2 separate regions of the Homo sapiens genome follow, and region 1 is linked to region 2. A link is a contact called in ENCODE Hi-C or POLR2A ChIA-PET data. All regions are on one chromosome and are shown on one strand. The core of a region is the stretch at or near the end of the contact, and the rest is flanking DNA. Distances in the headings are between cores, read along the strand shown.

Evidence for each region. Hi-C counts contacts between places; a loop is a spot of excess contacts on that map. ChIA-PET counts read pairs that join two places held with the same protein, here RNA polymerase II (POLR2A). Pooled maps may share reads with other maps.
Region 1: a loop to region 2 is called in a pooled map, with 3 times the contacts of the local background. The contact joins two enhancer-like sites. A Hi-C loop is called at or near these places in 1 of 168 maps with a recorded cell type or tissue (PC-9) and 2 of 50 pooled maps. POLR2A ChIA-PET finds 5 or more read pairs at or near these places in 1 of 52 experiments (naive thymus-derived CD4-positive, alpha-beta T cell).

What each region holds. Positions count from the first base shown.
Region 1 is chr1:12,469,772-12,474,794 of GRCh38, forward strand. The region is part of intron 67 of VPS13D (vacuolar protein sorting 13 homolog D); the gene reads left to right. Among named protein-coding and RNA genes, the nearest start is that of SNORA59A, 35 kb to the right of the region's middle. RefSeq lists a silencer at 4,123-4,417. Within about 2 kb of position 3,265, at least 16 of the 41 ENCODE cell types and tissues checked have a DNase peak (open chromatin) inside an H3K27ac peak, as active enhancers do.
Region 2 is chr1:12,148,714-12,153,424 of GRCh38, forward strand. No RefSeq gene overlaps it. Among named protein-coding and RNA genes, the nearest start is that of MIR7846, 16 kb to the right of the region's middle. Within about 2 kb of position 2,183, at least 11 of the 41 ENCODE cell types and tissues checked have a DNase peak (open chromatin) inside an H3K27ac peak, as active enhancers do.

The sequences.
Region 1 (5,023 bases), core at 2,015-4,514, 320 kb after region 2:
ATTTACCTAATTTAGTTCTTCACCTTAACCTACCATCCCAATAAATTTTAATTTCGGCAGGGTAGTAAGTGTAGAGCAGATTACTTCAAAGTGCAGAATCTTGTCCAAAGGCTGCTTGGTTGTGTTTGCACTGCCCTGACTCTTGCAGGTACTCGAGAAGGTGTATCTGTTTCAGAATTCACTTGCCAAAACCTCAACTTTCTCCCCTAGCAAAGTTGCTGGAGTAGGATAAACCCACAGTATTTGGATAAGCTCCTTTGAACTCCTTGTAGAAAGCAGTTTTTATGAGGCAGTTGTTCTGTGTTAACACCAGAGACAATTCCTAGCAGATTTCCCCAAACATACTTCAAACATCGATAATGGCAGGGGTGACCCAAACTGTATCATAAAATCCCAGGGACTGCAGGAGACTTCAAAGGGGAGACAGAGCAAAACCTCACTTCTCGTTATGAGGAGTATGGGTCACAGGAATCCTGGCTAGAATCCATGGTAACCTCGCGGAGTAATGCCAGGATGGACAGAGGCCAGGGCTCATCAGTTCCCTAGACTTTACTAATTGACCCCAGCAGCACAGTTAGAGTGGTAATAACTGGCACCTGCCCACCTCCTGAGGTGTTAGAGGCCAAATTACCACATGTGAAGTGCTTTTCTATCCTTTAGTGAGAAGATGCAAACCTTGAAGTGTGTTTCTATTTTTGTTTGAACTATCGAGGGCCCAGTTAATTCAGTTGAGCCAATTCTGACCTTGGGATATTCAGATCCATCACTTAGTATGTACAGGCAAATTGACAGTAGAAATTTATTGAGTCTTGAACTCCTACTATATTTCAGGCATTTAATAAGTATTAAATACTGGGAATATTTAAATAATTGAGGACAAACTGCTCTGAAGAATCACCAAGCTGTTTGGTTTGTGTGTTAATATTCTTAAGCCACTCTTACGTGTTCATTAAAGCAAGTTTCCCTATAGTTTTCTTGAAGAACTCATTTTTTAGTGATTTGACTTACTCTTTATTCTTGAAAACAACAAAATTGCATTTGTGCATATGGTATGTGTTGAGGGGGGTAATTACAGGCATTTTTTCCCTCATTACCGGGTCCGTTACAGCTCCTTGAAAACAAATAGTTATAGTTTTACTAATTGTTTATAAAATTAGCTAATGATCCTTTGATTTTTTAGTTTTTTTATACCTTAGCTGTATTTAATAAATATTTAGTATCTTCTGTGCAATTAATAAGAACAATGGGGGCCAGGCATGGTGGCTCAAGCCTGTAATCCCAGGACTTTGGGAGGCTGAAGTGGGCAGATCACCTGAGGCCAGAGTTCAAGACTAGCCTGGCCAACATGATGAAATCCTGTCTCCACTAAAAATACAGAAATCAGCTGGGCATAGTGGCACACGCCTGTAGTCCCAGCTACTCAGGAGGCTGAGACATGAGAATCGCTTGAACCTAGGAGGCAGAGGTTGCAGTGAGCCGAAATCATGCCACTGCACTCCAGCCTGGGTGACAGAGTAAGACTCTGTCTCAAAAAAAGAAGAAGAACAGTGTTTAAAAACCTGTTATTTTTACCTGAATTATTTTGCTACGACAAATTTATCTTTCAAATTAGATTTTATCAAAGTAGATATGTATTCACTTTTTTAAGTTGAAGTCTTTCTAAATGTCTAAAACCAAAACACAGTAATCTCCTGCCCTACCTTTCCCTGATTCCTGCTCCCTCAGAGGCAATCACTTTCAACACTTTGGGCTGTTTCTTCAATGTGGAGGTATTTACCTTTATATTTCATAAATAAACCAACTGCTATTTCTTGACATCATTTGACTTCATGTTGTTATACATACATGTTTCCTTTCCCCATTTTTCAGTACAGTTATATGATCCTTTTTGAATAACTTAGTATTCCATTTTTACGTTATTATGACTGTGTAAATAGTATTCCCAGTGAAGCCCCCCACCCAGGTCACTTTGATGATGTTTCCTTTTTAAATGTTGTGCTTTGTTTTTTTCTCCTTGGAGTTAGTAACTGCTCTTTCAGTATTGTCTGCTTTGTTTTCTATATGCACATTCGTAATTTATTCTCAAATGCTTATTTAGTTTCCACATTTTTTTAACCCTGGGCCTAGTAACTCGTTTTTCTTTAAAAAAGAAAAAAAAAATTTTATGTTCCTATTGCTAATTTATCCACAAACACTCTTCTGTATGTGTACAAATGCACTGAGTAATTTATTGGTTTCTAATTAAATTCTCCCTCTTGATGTCCTCTGCTCCCATCTGACTGGTTGTTGTCTAGCTATTTTTGTCTCTAAGCTATTTTTCTATAGTAGTACTATAGCAGTACTATTCTGAGTTTCTTTCTTCCATTTATTTGTTTTGGTCTTTTTCTTTCATGAATAGAGACAGTCCCCAGAGAATCTGGTGATTCTTGACTATCTGTTCTACTCCTCTTTAAAGATGAGGCACTAAAAAGCCAATTGGGAGCTCTTGGTTTGAGGCTGAGGGGGCCTTACTGTGGAATGATCAAGTGGGGACCTGCTGACTCTGGGCTCCTGTTGAGAGGAGCAAAACTGAATGGGGATGAGAGAGGGGACCTGAAGCTCTAACTGCTTCCCATGCAGCCTTTTAACCAATCTTCCTGTTTTCACCTCACTCCAGGCCTATCTGTTTCTCCTTTATGCTCCAGGCCTTCAGAGCTACTTGCTGCCTCCATCTTTCTGAAATGCAGTGGAGGCCACCATCCTAATTAGCTTTCTGCTTTGTGGCTTCCACTCCCTCAAGGCTTACATTTCAGCGCCACGTGTCCATCTGCTTTTCAGCTTCTAAAATATTGTTGACACCTTCTCTTTATCCTTTTGGATTTGTGCCATTTGTATCCCTTTGCTTTCCCTTTAGAGGGGTCTCTGGACTAGATCTGTCATGTTTAATCAGAAGTCCTATAATTTAGACTTTTCACTAATTTGTGTTTCCTTTCTTGGTGTTCTTTCCCCTTTACCCCCAACTAGTGGCTCTGAATTAGTGTGGTTTTATGAAACCCATATCCATTCAGCCATGGTTCTATGTATTATCTCATTTAGGCATCACAGCAGCTTTTGCACAGCATCTGCTCAGGCAGTCTGTGGCTCTTCTTTCCCCGAAAGATTGAGAATACATCTGGTGAGAAGCCGTTGCCAGTCCCAGCCCCTGCTTTGAGTCTGGTATTGGTCTTTAATCTCTCATTCTGTGTGTTGTAAAGAAACAGGTTGTGGAAGGCTCTTGTCAGATCCCAGGAACATGAAAGAAATAGCACACCCTACGGTAGTGACATGGCCCTGTCACCACCCCTCATTGAACCATAAAAGCTATTCAGAGGGGCCAGCAGCTGGGGAGCGACTGTACTTAGATCCTGGGTGCTGATGGGTGTTTTGTAGTTTCCAAGGGAAGTTGCTGAAAGTTTTCTTATCTTGACACTCCAAGGGCAAGAGGTCTTTCTTCAAAGAGAAGCGCTTGTTTCAGAAAAAGATGTGGAAAGGACGTAAAATCACAGGTTCTTCCCCAGTTCTGAAAAAGAAATAGGAAGGGGCAACGTGGCAGTCAGTGTGAAAAGAAACCACGCATTTGCAGGAAGCAAGAAGGGGTTCCGCAGCACTGGCTGCTTCCGGCATCTGCAGTGCGAGGGTAAACAGGCCTACTGGGGAGTCGGTTGGCCCTGGGTTTGAGTCATTGGGCTGCTGCTTGGCTGTGACCTGGAACAAGTTTTTCCCCTCTTAATCTCTCTGAGATGAGATTCCTTTGAGTCATATGCCTACCTCGGTGGGTGGTTACGTGGATTAAATTATATCATGTATATAAAGCACTCAGCCTGGCATGTGGCATGCAGGTAGGGCTCAAGAAATGGTGTCAGTGTGAATATTCTCCCCTGAATGTTGGAATGTTGTGTGAAGGTGAAACAGGGATTGTGTCCCTAGCTCTTACTTAAATTCAACCCTGTCCCCGAATTCTTGCTGACCACCTGCTAGAGTGTGAGGACTAGGAGTTCATGTGCTTGGCTGGGCTTTTGTCCTTCCCATTCTCTTTCTTCACACAAAATGAACAGTTGAACTCAGGCCACCAAACCTGGTTGAGTTGCTGGGTGGAGGGACTCTCCTGGGCTCTGAGCCTTTGTGTGTGGGAACCGCACTGGAAAAGGTGTGCAGAGGCCACGAACTTGCTCTGAACCCACTTGTGAAGAGCAGGTGACCCCAAACTATTGTTAGTGTCTGCTGTAAATGATATGCCTCTGGGTTCGAGCAGAGTTCAGCCAAAAGCCCCACATGACATGGAAATCTGTCCTGGAGCCAGGTTTGTCGGGTAAAAGTTATGTAGCAAATGTCTCCAAACATTGGCATCTGTTGTCTGCCGAGACTAGGACAACCGAGAATGATGGAGTGCTTAAGGAAATTAGGATGGGGCATGCGACCCTGTAACAGCTGATAAACTGTTTCAGGCCACCGTGGCTCATCCAGCTCTTTTGATAAACAGCTTTAAAAGCATTACGTGGTTTGGAAAGCATTCTTCAAAAATGGTTATATTTTCCAGACGCATGACAGTCCACTGTTCAGTATTATTTAAGGGTTTTAAATTGTAGAATCAGATTCCTTTTCAGTGGGGCTCTTGGAACTGTCGAGGGCTGATCTGTCTGACTCCCACCAGGACAATCTCACAACAATATTATTATGTAGGTCGGGGTCCCCTAGGTCTGTTAAAAAAAAAAAAGTTCAGGGCTAAGCGTTTAAGAGGAAAAACTATTTCTTTCATTTCTAGCTAAGTCTGATGGGCCCTTTCAAACACTGCTTTCATCATGCACCTTTTATTTCACGATTTCTGCATAATGAAAATACAAGATCGATAACTGTGGATTATCGTAATGCCTTGAGCCTTTGAAAATGAACATTTTCTAGATTATAAATGTTCCCTTTGTAATTCATTTCAAACTTCATCCTCCCATTTGTCCTAATTCCCGAAATTTAACTGTTGCCTTTTGAGCCTCCTAGGAAATTCTGGGTA
Region 2 (4,711 bases), core at 933-3,432:
GTGGCACAAATACAGCTCACTGTAGCCTCAACTTCCTGGGCTCACGTGATCCTCCTGCTTCAGCCTCCCGAGTAGCTGGGATCACAGGCACGTGCCACCATGACTGGCTAATTTTTTTTTTTCTTTCTTTGTAGAGACAGGTCTCTCTATGTTGCCCAGGCTGGTCTTGAATTCCTGGGCTCAAGCAATCTTCCTACCTTGGCTTCCCAAAGTACTGGATTACAGGCGTGTGATTCTGAGGTCCAGGGAGACTCGGGGCTGGGTTGAGTCCAGGGAATCTCTGGGGGAGAACTGCCTGAGAGTGGAATTGCCCTTTCCATCCCCAGTAACACCTCATATCCTGCTCACTGCCCCACCTGAGGCTCCCTGAAGGAAGACGATCAAGAACAAGCCTCCCATTTTACAGATGGGAAAACTGAGCCCCATAGAGGCAAAGCAGTTTTCCCAGGGTCCCAGCTTGGTGCTGTGTGATGGAGATAGCTCTAACTGTAGCTGTCAGTTGGGGCTGGGGTAGGGGAAAGTCACTGTCTAGTCCAAGGGAGCAGTAAAGATGACATGCTGATTTTCATTCTTCCTTTAAAGAAAAAATTGATGTTAAAAGTAACTGTGGTGAGAGGGTTGGGTTCTTACTTACAAGGCAGCTTTGCAAGAGTAAACAGAGTAGACAAAAATATCCCATCAGCTGGGCTTCTGCAGCTTCACAAGCTACTGATCCGTGCAGTCAGAGGGCCCCAGGTTCAGAAGGGCCCTGGGCTTGGTTTAATGCTCTGCTGTCGCCATCTTGAAAGTGATGAATAATTTTTGGCAAGGGGCCCTGTGTTTTCATTTTTCATGGAGTTCTACAAATTATGTAGCTGATCTTGCATGGGGGCAGGGAAATCGTTAATTCAGAATTCACTTAATGCCAAAGCATTTTACCTCCATTGTCATGTGACCTCAGAGGGACCTTATAGATGAGCACACATGTCCCCATTTTTAAGAAGTGTTAAATGACCAGTAACTGATGTAACTGTTCCAGTCATCTCTTGCTACATAACAAATCACCTCAAAACTTAATAGCTTAAAACAATGGTCATTAATTTTGCTCACAAATCTGCAATGTGGCCTGGACTTAGCAGGGGAGGTGCATCTCGGCTCACATAGTACCAGCGGGGGTGATGAGATGAGCTGGAGAATCCACCTCCAAGAGGGCTGGCAAATTGGTACTGGCTGTCAGTTTCTCTCTGTGGAGCTTCTTGGGCTTCCTCACAGCATGGCTGCTGGGTTCCTGGAGCCAACAACTCCGGGGGCAGGAAGTAGAAACTGCCAGCGTCATAAAATTTGACCCCGGAAACTGGCACTGCATCCCCTTTGCTGCATTCCAGGTAGTCACAGAGCCCAGACTCAAGGGGAGGGGACACAGATCCCACCCCTCATTAGGAGGAGTGTCAAAGAATCTCGAGATCTTATGTGTCAGCAGGAGCACTTCACATACTGTCTCATTTTAGCCTCTCGGTAATTTTGCCATTATTGTCCTTGGAGTTGGCTCAAGGAAGCTACATAACCTGGTGGAATCCCAAGTTCCTCTGGCTGGAATTTGGATCCAAGCTGGTCTGTCTCCAGAGTGTGAGCTCTGGACTGAGCAGCTGACCTGTGCATTCAGGGACCCATACAGTCAGAATGTGGCAGGACTGGAAAGCAAGCTCACATCTGTCTGATTAGAGAACATCTGAGCTTGGTACCCATACAAACTAGGCCCTATCTAGTTTTTAGATAGGGAAATCAAGGCTCTGAGAGGTCTTGCCAGGCCTCTCCTGAGGAAGAGGGCAGGGTCTGGGACCTTCCAGGGCAGGATGGGGCCCCCAACTTGGGTTGCACAGAACCATGTCAGGAAGTCACATAGAGTTGTGGGTAGATTATGCAAGTACAGGCTGTCAGGAGGGATGTTGTTTTTCACTGCAATTACACTTCACTCAGGAAATACAGCTTCTGCACGTACTGAGGGAGGGTTCCTCACCCTGTGCAGAAGACCTCCTGGTGAATACCGGGGCACTCGCTGGGTGACCCTGGGTCCTCTGGGCCAAGTTCATGCATCGAAAGTTCCCTGAGAAGCTCTTTGTGCCCATCTGGGTTGGGCTTTGACAATAGAGTTGAAGAGGCTTTATTCCTGCCATGCATGGAGTCACAGGTTAGTAAGAAAGATGATAAGAGCTGTACTTGAGGCTTTCGTGTGCTCTCACTTAAACCTCACAGTGCACTAGGAAGTAGTTATTACATTACCCCTATGTTACAGATGAGGAAACCAACACGCAGAGTGGCTAAGCCAGTTCCCCAGGGTCACACAGCTGCTAAGTGGCGCAGCTAGGCTTTGAACCCAGGCCACCTGGCTGGAGTCTGCGTCCTCACACACTTGGCCATGCTGCTCCATTGTGGCTCAGGCCGAGGTCACCACTGTGCTGAGGCCCCAGCCCTGAGTCCCAGACCCTGTAGAACACTGTGCAGGCATCCATGGGGCTCAGTGAATGCACAGGGAATGGAATTTGCTCTTGGTTTTTATCCCACCTTTCCTTTCCAAAGCCCAGCTGTGGCCAGGCCTCTCCCTCACAGAACCTTCTATGACTCCCTAGTGCCTACATGCCAATGTCTGCCAATCCAGCTTTGCTGCTACCTCCACAGCTCCCATATCTAAACCTCTCCTGAGACCCGACTGTTTCCGCTCAGTCACCAAATACAGAGGGCATATCCTCATCATGAAATCTCTGCTCAGCGCTCCAACCCCTGAATTTCCAACCTCATCTTTCTCCTCCTCCTCCAAAAACCCTTCCAGGACACCCAGGCCCAGGACCTCCAAGCTCCCACAGCACTGACTGTGAAGGGGGACTGGAGGCCAAGTTCTAGAAGTCTTGCAAAAAATATCTCTGAAGAAATGCATTCATTCATTCATACAGCCACTCATTTAGTCACTCAAGCAACAGATCTGTATGTAACACCTACTATGTGTTGGGCACTGTGCTTGGCGCTGGGGAACACAGTGAAGTGGGGCAGTGGCGGGGATATACAGTACTGCTCTCAGGGAGTCACAGTCCAACTGGGAGACCAACCTAGAGTCTGGTCATGGCCTAGAGCATGATATTTGCTTTGATGGAGAGCAGCTTGGGGTTCATGACCCTAGTGGATGGCACCTAGCCCAGATGGAGGCAGGTCTCTGCTTTCCCCTCTGTAGAATGGGTTTAATAAGAGCACCTACCCCAAAGAGATGTTGTAAGGATTAATTTCATCCATTAATTTGTTCAATAAATATTTGTCAAGCTCAAACTCCGTGCTGGGGTGCTGGGGACACACAGCCCTGCCCTCTGCAGAGTGACAAGAAAGAGTATTTGGGATAACATTGGCTGGTGGTAATTGCTGTAAAGAAAAAAAGAAAGTGGTGTGTAGGCCCTCAGTGTGGTGAGGTGTGTAGCCAGGGCTTGGGGATGTAGCACCTGCTGTACAAAGGTCTGGGAGAATGTAGCGATTCAGGGTGTGCAGGGGGAAGTGAGTAGTTATGATCATGAGTCTGTGGTAGACATCGCCCCATCCTTGCATTTGCATCTCTAGGTTTCTACAGAAGAAAGGGGGCAAGGTGATGGAGAGAATTTCATGGGCGGAAATTGTTCTACAGGAGCTGGGGAGGTAGGCTGGCAGGGCTGAGCCGGCTACTTGGTGGGAGGTTGCAACAGCCTCAGGACGGGTGGAGGACTGCAGGGGAACTGGAGCCCAAGGGGGTTTCCTTCCAGGGTGAAGGGGAAAAGCAAGGCTGGGCACTTTGGGAACTTCTCAGGGAAACCCTCTCCTGTACCCTAGGGGACCTGGGCTCCATTCTGGAAAGGCAGAATACATGACCTCCATCACGTTTTGGGTCTGCACTCATTAAGCACTTACTAGATGCCAGGCACTGTAGAGTCTCCATCTCAGATCCTTACAGCACCCCTGTAAAGCAGAGGCTATTTATCCCCATTCTACAGATGAAGAAATGGAGGCTCAGGGAGGTAAAGTGATTTGTCCAAGGTCATGGTTGCGTACCAGTCAATGGCCTGAACAGAGACTTGAACCCAGGTCTAGGTGATGGCAAAGTTGATGCTATTTCTCCTTTTGATATACCCCAACTGTCTAAAGCAGCCCTTTTTTTTGCTAGGCTTCTTGGTGTTTGAAAATTTACCACTCATTCCTAGGAGCTAAAGGTTCCTGGGTTCCTCCTTGGGGCACATGTCTAGGAGCAGGATCTCGATCTGGTGGCAGAGGGGCAGCAGCTGCTCCGTCTGGCATACAGTAGGTGCTCAGTAAGTCTGCGGGGCAGGCAGGACAAGCCTGGGTTGGAAGGAGGTCCAGTTTCTTGGGAGTGAGAGCCTCAAGACCAACTTCACCTGAAGGACAAATGAGAGGTGGCCGAATCACTGCCAGCTACTTCAAGAAGCCCCTAGGACACTCCAGCCAAGGTGCCTTGGTCCCTTTTCTAAGTCGCCTGCCCACCCTGCCCAAGCTCCTGCGGGGAGTGTGCCCACTGTGACTCATCCACGCCCAGCCCTGCCCAGCTCTCACTGGGGCAGCAGTAGGCACACATACTCGTAAAAGTCTGAATAAGTGAAGACTGGGAAATTGCACCAGGGAAAAACTACTTATTTCTTCCTCTTTTGAATTGGGGAGGGGAAATGTTGCGGGGGAAATGAGGTCAGTGACGTGGTGAGCATTTCAT